Linked DNA regions of Homo sapiens: region 1 is linked to region 2. Evidence: chromatin contacts called from ENCODE Hi-C or POLR2A ChIA-PET data. All regions are on one chromosome and are shown on one strand. Each heading gives the region's core, a stretch centred on a gene start or an enhancer-like site at or near the end of the contact. The rest is flanking DNA. Distances are from core to core; before and after follow the strand shown. Region 1 overlaps PPARG (peroxisome proliferator activated receptor gamma). Region 2 overlaps PPARG (peroxisome proliferator activated receptor gamma).

Region 1 (5,033 bases), core at 2,224-4,723, 63 kb after region 2:
AGTTCAAGTGATTCTCCTGCCTCAGTCTCCCAAGTAGCTGGGACTACAGGCCTGCGCCACCACGCCCGGCTAATTTTTGTATTTTTGGTAGAGACAGGGTTTCACCATGTAGGCCAGGCTGGTCTCGAACTCCTGACCTCAGGTGATCCTCCCACCTTGTCTTCCCAAAGTGCTGGGATTACAAACGTGAGCCACCACGCCCAGCCTCTAATCATTTTCTTAATTCATGGTGCCCAAAATAAAAGATTCTATATTCAGAGAAACCATGACAGAATTTAAACTCTAGCCCCAATACCTATTTAACATTGGGCAAGTCACTTAACCTTTTTATGTCTAATATTTTTAATCTGTTAGGTGGTAATAATACTTGTGTATAACAACATAGGACTGTTTACAACAAGCACTTAATAATTGTTAGCTATTGTTACTAAATTGTATTTCTGCTGATGGGTTCCAGAGTCTTTTCCTCCTTCACTAAACAAAACTCAGGATACTATGTGAAGGAAAAGAAGTGAGTTGGTAGAATTTATTTTTTAAATGCTTGAGTCAAAAGGAGAGCCATTTGTGGCTGAAGCATCAAAACCATTTTCTGATTTTCTTTCATTCTACTTGAAACTACATTAAAATTTTCTCCAATTTTCCAGATGATTGCATGATAATTCCTTTTAAGAGGACTTTAACACATGTAAGAAATAGAGTTACTCCCTCTGTTAGGAGAAATCATGGAAAGATATTATAATTAAAAGATAGTGAATTTTAGCTTAATTTTTACCTTTATCTAAATAACACTCGTACACAGCTACAGCTTTCAGTGAAGAAGAGATACTCATTCCCACAGCTAAATCCCGCTCCTCATAGGCAGTGATTTTACCTCTTTCACATATTTCTTCTGGCATTTACCTTCCTATCTCTAGAATAACATACTTACATTAATGGCCAGGCATAGTGACTCACGCCTGTAATCCCAACACTTTGGTAGGTCAAGATGGGCACATCGCTTGAGCCCAGGAGTTTGAGATCAGCCTGGGCAACATGGTGAAACCTCATCAGTACAGAAAATACAAAAATTAGCCAGCAGTGGTGGTGCATGCCTGTGGTCCCAGCTACTTGGGAGGCTGAAGTTGGAGGATTTCTCGAGCCCGGGAGTTTGAGGCTACAGTGAGCTGTGATTGCGTTACAGCACGACAGCCTGGGCCACAGAGAGAGACCTTGTCTCAAAAATAATTATAATAATAATAACTTATACTATTATTTTTAAAATTGTATTCTTATCCATTGACTTCTTACTGTGGGAGATAATAATTTAGTCCTTTTACTACCATATTCCCTTTTCCAAAACACATACTTCTCCCTCCCCTCCATCTTCACAATGTAGTTACTTGTAATTTGGGGTTAAATCAGTTGTCTGTGCTTACATTGTAGTAACTGAAAGTGCTGCTTAAGGTTGAGCCAAGCAGTGTGCTATGATTCTGTTTCCTCTCCTGCTTAGCTATTTACTTTTCTGGAGTTAATTTTTGTCACTTAGTCATTGCTCATTTTGTTGTCATTTCTTGCTATGTACTCATCACTAATTCATCCTCAAACTCTCTGACAGAGTAATAAAAACTCCTCTGAAAGTGGTCAGACATATCGGGCATTCTGGTTTCTCAGGTGATCCCACCTGGCCTTCTTCCTCCTGCATTTTCTCTAGGCTGCTCTGTATCTGTAGCCTGGGACTACCTTCCACCTCTCTCCTGTCTTTCAGATCCTTTGTTTCCTGGTCCCATCTTTTCTCTTCTTGGTTCTGGTGGAGAACTCTGGGAAAGAGTACGTGGGAGGTAACTTTTCTGGATGCCTTATCATTCTGAAAATGTCTTTACTCTCATACTTGATGGACGATTTGGATGAGTCTAAAATTCTAGGTTGGAAATTTTTTTTTCTCTTGAATTTTGGCAACATTGTTCTATTGATTTTCTAGCTTCCAGTGTTACTGTTGAGAAGTTCAGTGTCATTCTGATTCCTGATCCTTTCTATGGTACTTTTTTTTTTTCCTGTCAGGAAGTACTTATGATCATCTCTATAGAAGGGGTATTAATCTTGACAGTGTTCCTTTCTGTGTGGTTTAAGAAATCCTTTCTCTCTTGGGTTTTGTTACTGTTTTATAAATCCTTGATCTTAGTCATTCTAAGGTTAAAGAAAAACTGAGGAACAACTCAGGAATACGTTTCAAGTACATGTGATAAAAGGCAAATATGCAGAGGATGATAACTATATGTTTAAAAAATGGGAAAAAAGAGATAGTCGCAAACTTCAACATAGGTTAGATCATCATTTCTCAAACCATATTCCATCACATATTAAGCTCCTCAAATATTGCACACTGTGCTTTTTTCTCTCTTTTGTGTATTCTCGTGAACATTAGCCTGTTAGTTTAAGAAGTCTCACAGTAAACCTATTTAACCTTGCTTAACCTAGCATTGCCTAAATTTACTTGATCACCAGATTTTTTTTGTTTTGTTTTTAATTATTTTTAAAGGAACATTATTAACATATGTATAACACAGTTGGGGAAATGCCAGATAAGACATAGACTTTCCTGGCTGCTAAAGAGCAATTAAGCATTGGAATGAGTAACCAAGAGGAGCTGTGGACTCTCCTTTTCCAGAGGCCTTTAAAACAGGACATCTGTTTTAGGCGTAGTCCTGTTTAAACAATAGGGCTTTGCTGGCGGTTCTTCCTCTTCCTGTCCCCTAGTGGTAGTGTTGGAGGCTTTTAGCCCACCTTTTATATGACTGTAGTACTCTGGTGACTAATGTGTACACAAATTACTGTTATACTATTAATATTAATTATATTTATTGAGAACTTATTAAGTATCCAGCCCTATGGTAAGTGCTCTACATACATTATCTAATTTAATCCTCACAACAACTCTAGGAGGGAGACAATATTAATATTCTACAGATGGAGATTAGATATGAAGAGATACGAACTTCCAGCAATAGGGTTGGATTGGAACCTCGGGCATCTGACATGGAGCTGTGCCCATCCTTCTTCACCGTTAATGTTCAAAACAGCAAACGGCACAAAGCAAGCAAACAACATTTGTATATCTGTACTTACTATGTAAAAACAAACCAAGATAATGCTTACTTTATTAGACTATTCAAGACTATTCCCTACGCCTTTTGATTAATTCAGAGTTCATGACTTTTGTTAGAAACAAATTCTGTTACAGATTTAGTTCTTCGCATTTTATTCTGTGATAATTTGCCATCCAGGAAATGGTTCCTTACATGAGACTTTTTCCCTCATAAATTTGATGACATTCATATACATTCACTAAAGACCCCCAAAAAATAAATCTGGATCTGTGAAAAGTGGCAAAGGTTAAAAGTCCCATTTTCAGCATATTTACATGTAGTAACAACTTGATAACACAGCGCTGAGAATGCCAGGCTCAGAGGAGCCAAGCTGGGCTCCCGTCCAGTCAGCCTCTAGCTCACCAGGAAACCCTGAGCAGGTCACTTTGCCTCATTTTCTTTATCTGTCAAATGAGAACTCAGATGATCTCAAAACAGCCTTTTCTGCTGTAGTGTTTCAGGATGATTCTTGTCTCTGGATGTCGCTGTCATGATGGGAGAGGAATTAGTAAATTCCCAGGTCAGTTTACACTGCAGAGTGATCTTGATCTGCATGAATCAGTAAGGATGGGCTGGATAAACAAGTTGGAACCACAGTTATGAGTACCATGACATTAACTGAAACAAATGAGAAGGGATTGAAAAATCGGCGGTTAAGTGTCTTTTAAGGTCATTTCCAACAAAACTACAAAGGACCTATGAAAGGCTTTTCAGGCACGTACTCTTGTTGCCTAGCTGAACACATTTCTCCAATAAAGCTTTCATTTGAGAGTTACTCTTCATAGTACATCCCCTGCCCCCCTGCCTGCCTGGCACATTATAGGTATTCATGAAGATTTGTTGGAACTGTTAAATAATTGTTTAATATAGAACTGGAAGATCAGGAAGAAATAATGTTTTTCTAACCAGTATCCAGTGTAAAGTCACAAGTGTGGGCTATGGAGCTTCAGACCATCTGGATTCAATGCCAGTTCTACTGCTTAGTTACTGCGTACTTTTAGGCAAGTTACTTACTTCCAGGTCCATGCCTCAGTTTTCCCATCTTTAAAGTAAATTATAAATGCACCTACTTCCTCGGGCTGGTTGTGAGGATTAAATGACACAATCCGGGCACAATATTTGGCGTAGTACTTTGCACAGATTTAGTGTCCTGTTAGTATTAGCTAATGTAAATATGAAGAAGATGTAACATTTTACCAGCTATTCTAATCATAGCTTTTCTTTTCTTTTCGTAAGGGACAACATAAAACCCCAAAGGTAAAGCATATATTTCTGGTGTTCAATTTTACAATTTAGCATCTTTTCCAACCCACTTCCATACTCCCAAATAATAATGCCTATCAGATTAAAGAAGTTACTTTATTTTTGCATGAAATTGGTTGTATTTTTGTTGCACTACTTCATCCTTTGAGTATTGTGAAAAGTCTGCGCATTGACTATAATAGCATTTAAAGCCAAGTTTGAAGGTCTAAGATAATGGCACACATCCATGTCCTTTGCTCACAAGTTCTGCCTAAAGACTTTAGCCTGCTTGAAACACTCTAAAGGTTGTGAAATTAATGGATATACCACTGATGCAACACAACTCAGTGTCACCAGCTAGGGAGTTAAGACATGTTCTTGTTACTGAGAAGGGCTGTTGTTCATGCAAATATTTTGTTCATTTGTTCTTTCATGGGTAATTGCACGGAGTAACAAAAAACACCTCCTCAACTTACAGCTTGGCAGAAACAGTAGCTTATGTTTTCTAGAGACAAAATTAGAAGCAGGCTTTCTGGACCCATCTCTAAGTCAAAATAAAATAAAATGTCTAGGGAACCACTGTGCCTCCCAGTAACTATGGTCCATGGAATAATATTGTTTAGGTCAAGGTGTCCCAGAGTAAAAGGGAAGGGAGAAGGGCAGGGGGGA
Region 2 (4,981 bases), core at 1,224-3,723:
TTCAGGATGAAACTGTTCCACCTTAGATCATCAGGCATTAGTTAGATTCTCATAAGAAGCATGCAACATAGATCCCTCACATGCACAGTTCACAATAGGGTTTGCACTCCTTTGAGAATCTAAGGCTGCTACTGATCTGACAGGAGGCGGAGCTCAGGCAATAATGTTCGCTCGCCCACCACTCATCTCCTGCCACGTGGCCCAGTTCCTAACAGGCCATGGACTGCTACTGCTTCACGGCCTTGGGGTGGGGGACTCCTAATATACAGTATTAAAGTCAGATGAAGAAACAGGAACAGAGAGGTAAAATAACCTGCCAGGTGATAAAAACTAGGATTTGAACCCAGACAATCTGAACCCAGCCACCCTGTCATGCACAGGAGCCTACTTTGCAAGTATTTGGCCTTCCAGGGAATGAGATGTCCACATCCCATCACCACCGCCACCACTATTCCACATTTAACAATTAGACCTATACAGGTGTAACCATATTCACATGTAACAGTGGATTAAATTTAAACTTTTAGTTGTGTTAATTCACTGCAAATCAGCTTATGTGTCTTGTAAGTAGTAAGCAACTTGAAAGTACCTGTTGTTGCTTATGACAAGATAAATTAGATCACCAAATCTTTATATTTAGTAACTTCATCATCACTTAGAAATCAACCGCTGGGCCGGGCGCGGTGGCTCACGCCTGTAATCCCCCAGCACTTTGGGAGGCCGAGGCTGGTGGATCACGAGGTCAGGAGATCGAGACCATCCTGGCTAACACGGTGTAACCCCATCTCTACTAAAAATACAAAAAATTAGCCGGGCGTGGTGGTGGGCGCCTGTAGTCCCAGCCATTAGGGAGGCTGAGGCAGGAGAATGGCGTGAACCCGGGAGGCAGAGATTGCAGTGAGCCGAGATCGCGCCACTGCACTCCAGCCTGGGCGACAGTGCAAGACTCCGTCTCAAAAAAAAAAAAAAAAAAAATCAACCGCTGTTAGGAAATTCTTTTTTTTTTTTTGTCTCTCTTAAATTCCTCTTAATCTAAATAAAGACATTTTATTTTGTCTCAGGATACAGAGGTCAATTGAATATAGCAAATTTTGTCAGTGTTGTAAAAAATCTGGAGAGGAATGTAAACGGCTCATCTTGTGTCTGGCCTCTAATTGAATCAGTCAGCTATGGTGGGGTTAGGGGACAGATCCGTGTATTTACTTGCATAGGACAAAAATTAGTCATTTGTGAGTGTTCACATACTTCCACCTCTCCCAACCCACCAAAGAGAATTGTAATTTGACAGTACAATAATCCCTTCCCCTACTCTTAAAAAAGTTGATCTTACAAGGTCAGTCCTATGTTTTTATGAAAAAGAATTAGAGAATGAGTAGAAAGGAACTAGTCAAGAAAAGCAGAAGATTTGGGTTGATAGACATAAAGTGCTGGGAATGAGAGGAAGAGAGAGAGATCGTGAAATTCCTGGGCTGGGAATAAAGACTGTGTGTAGGTAGGACAGCCTTTGGTGAAGGAGACACTTTGGAGAGCATGGTGTGTGAAAACACTTAAAGGAAAATTAAAGGGAATTAAGAGGAAATTGAAGGGAAGGAGTATATGAGAAGGGTTGCTTTGTGGTTATAAGCTGAATTTTCTTTAATGTATTTTGAAAGACCCCGGTAAAGAAAGGAATTTCTTTTAATTTTGCAGAGAATGAGGAGTTGTCCAATTAGGTGTTGAATTGTTCTTCCTTGGAACTCTCAAGAGAGGAGTTGTGTTTAGAGATAGATTTGGGAGCTGTAAGCAAGTAGATGTGTTATGAGTCACAGTGCTGAGGGCAAGAATATAAAGAAGAGATGAAGGCCAAGAGGAAACTTAGAGAACACAAAATAGAAAAGCTCAGAAAGCAGGGGTACCAGGAAAAGGGACTAAAATAGTCATCATAAGGTAGGATAATAGGAGGCCGTGCACAGTGACTCACACCTGTAATCCCAGCACTTTGGGAGGCCAAGGCGGGTTAGAGATCAGCATGGACAACATAAGGAGATCTCGCCTCTACAAAAAAATGAAAAATTAGCCAGGTGTGATGGCGCACACATGTAGTCCCAGCTACTTGGGAGGCCGAGGTGAGAGCATCACTTGAGCCTGGGTGGTTGAGGCTACAGTGAACCATGATCACACCACTGTACTCTAACCTGGATGACAGAGCAAGACCCTGTCTCAAAAAAAAAAAAAAAAAAAAAAAAAAAGGGAGAAACTGATTTCAAGGAGCCAAGAAAAGAGACAGATTCAATAGTGGAGGATGGGCAAAATATCAAATGCTGCAGAGGCAGAGACCGTGGTGTGCTGGAGCCACATTGTTAAATTTTCACAATTTTATTGAGCCAATCGTTATGCATGCTATTATTAAAACTTAAATTGAATACAGTTAAACAAATTATATTAAAAATAAAAGTAATAAATACACAAAGCATACCACTTCCTTATTACTTTACATTGCTGAGATGATTCATGCCCATGGTATCTGAGTAGTGGAAATACACTGTAATATTTGTGCTGCTTTTAAATCAGTCATGGTGGGAGTATTTACACCACAAAAATTGGCAAACACTACCAATCAGGGCATTTTTCTCTGCAAAGAGAGCCAGTTAAATATTTACCAGCATGCCACTGAGAAAATAGAATTGAAGTCAAGAAAAGTCTAATGGATTTAGCAAGAAGGAGATGACATATACTTAAGTTTCAGTAGAAAGGTAGGTGACAAAAACCACAGTAAAGTGGGTTGAGGAGTGAAATAATAAAAAATTAAAAACATGTGTTCAAGTAAGTTTGAGAACCATTGAATTAAACCGAGAAGCAGATTGTTATTGTTGATGATGGTTTTGTTTTTTAAATTACAAGGTTTGCAGAGTACATACTATGCTAATGTACTTTATTAATCTCCAAAAATGAAGACCATATGCAAATTTATTTTATGGTAGAACCTTTTCTGTTGGAAAATCTTAGGGAACAAGTTATCTATAGAATACATTTTGGGAAATGCTGCTCTTGTATTTCACAATTAAGATGATACTGATTGTAAAGTTTGAGATTAATATTCTTGTTTTTAAAGTTTCATGCTTTTTAAAAGAAATTTTGTCAAGAATGGATGTTGAATTTTACTGAGTACTGTTTTTGTCGTTTTTGTAGTAATCATACGGTTTTTTGACCTAGTGCTGTGACACATTTTAATAGATTTTCAAATATTAAATCCTCTTTGCCTTTCTGAGATAAATGTAACTTGATTATGGTGGTTCATTATTTTAATAGAGGATTTAATTTGTTAATTAACATTTTATTTATTATTTAAAATCAATATTGATAAGTGGGACTGATATTTTTCTCTGTTGTCAGGTTTTAATATCAGTGTTATGACACTCCAGAAAAGTTAATTATGTCACTATATTTTTTCCTACTGAGAAACAGCTTATGTAGTAAGAAAATCATCTCTTCCTTGAAAGCTTTAAAAAATCAACTATAAAACTAATAGCTTTTGGAGGAAGTAATTCTTTGATAAGTTTTCAATTATTTCCATTGTTAATTATTTTTCTGTATCTTAAGTCAACTTCACCATTTATTTCATTTCAGACAAGTTAGTCTGAGTAAACTGCCCTTGGCCTGCCTTATTATTTACTTAGGTTCTGGTAAAAATCCCATCCCAGATGTAAAATCATTGTGTGAGTAGAGATGAACAGCCCCTGTCTAACGTGGGCTGTGTTTAAGTGTGAGGCAATTGTCTGCTGTCTTCACAGCCCAGTTCTCTGGCTTCTAGGGATGATGGGTAGGGTGTTTATAATCGAATGAATATAAACTAATCTTGAGTTAAATGACCAGATGGCAGAGGTGAAAGAACGGCAATCCTTGGTGTCTACTCCCCCCAGAATGGATCTTGTCTCTGCCCTACTGTGTTTCACATCTGGGGACGATTCCTTCTAAGATACAGTGCAGTTCTGAATGGGTTCAGAAGGAAGAGGACTGGTAGCAGGAGGGGGTCTGGGGGAAAGGTTACCTAAATCTGCCTGACTCTGACAGTAGTAAGAACCAGCCAAGTGTTCTGTTTGATCCGACACTTGGGGCTACACACTAAGAATAGATACCAGTTTCTAGAAATCTTTACTTTTTGCCCATCTACTTCTGAAGAAATACCTATGTATTTCAAAGGAAAATTGGCACAAGTATCAAGGAAAGCTGGTACAACTTAATCTTAACCTGGAATCAACTCCTTTAATTTTTACATACAGATTTGGTTCCGTTTTTTAGATTAAAATTTTTACCTTTGTTTTCACGTATTTGAGCCCTTTTTTTTTTTTTTTTTTTTTTTGAGACAGAGTCTCGCTCTGTCGCCCAGGCTGGAGTGCAGTGGCGGGATCTCGGCTCACTGCAAGCTCCGCCTCCTGGGTTCACGCCATTCTCCTGCCTCAGCCTCCCAAGTAGCTGGGACTACAGGCGCCCGCCACTACGCCCGGCTAATTTTTTGTATTTTTAGTAGAGACGGGGTTTCACCATTTTAGCCGGGATGGTCTCGATCTCCAGACCTCGTGATCCGCCCGCCTCGGCCTCCCAAAGTGCTGGGATTACAGGCGTGAGCCACCGTGCCCGGCCGAGCCCTTTTTAATAGTTGCCTTAAATGTAAAAAAAAAAAAAAAAAAAAAAAAAAAAAAAAACCCAAGTGGTAATCTGTCATAGATAAAGTGTTTCTCATCTCTCATGTGTTTTGCCTGTTGTGTGTAATGAGCGGTTTCGCTGTGGGTGCTCCTTTCATTTCTGGCTAACACATTAGAGTGTGTTTATGTAAATTGCTGTGATACTGGTCAGCAGTCACAGCCAGAAAACATAAAACATGTGGGCATTACACACTGACACATTAGCTCTTTCTAAAGAAGAACATGTCCCATTCTGAAAAGAAAATTATTGCTTTGTTTTTGATATTGAGTCTGTATTAAAATTTTTTTTTTATTTTTGA

The links. Hi-C counts contacts between places; a loop is a spot of excess contacts on that map. ChIA-PET counts read pairs that join two places held with the same protein, here RNA polymerase II (POLR2A). Pooled maps may share reads with other maps.
Region 1: a loop to region 2 is called in a map of PC-3, with 6 times the contacts of the local background. The contact joins two enhancer-like sites. A Hi-C loop is called at or near these places in 4 of 168 maps with a recorded cell type or tissue (IMR-90, PC-3 and heart right ventricle), 1 of 37 single-sample maps with no recorded cell type and 5 of 50 pooled maps. POLR2A ChIA-PET finds 5 or more read pairs at or near these places in 1 of 52 experiments (GM12878).

Annotation. Positions count from the first base shown.
Region 1 is chr3:12,368,276-12,373,308 of GRCh38, forward strand. The region is part of intron 2 of PPARG (peroxisome proliferator activated receptor gamma); the gene reads left to right. Among named protein-coding and RNA genes, the nearest start is that of PPARG, 82 kb to the left of the region's middle. Within about 2 kb of position 3,474, at least 5 of the 41 ENCODE cell types and tissues checked have a DNase peak (open chromatin) inside an H3K27ac peak, as active enhancers do; they include PC-3, where a contact is called at or near this core.
Region 2 is chr3:12,306,143-12,311,123 of GRCh38, forward strand. The region is part of intron 1 of PPARG (peroxisome proliferator activated receptor gamma); the gene reads left to right. Among named protein-coding and RNA genes, the nearest start is that of PPARG, 20 kb to the left of the region's middle. RefSeq lists a silencer at 812-1,019. Within about 2 kb of position 2,474, at least 4 of the 41 ENCODE cell types and tissues checked have a DNase peak (open chromatin) inside an H3K27ac peak, as active enhancers do; they include PC-3, where a contact is called at or near this core.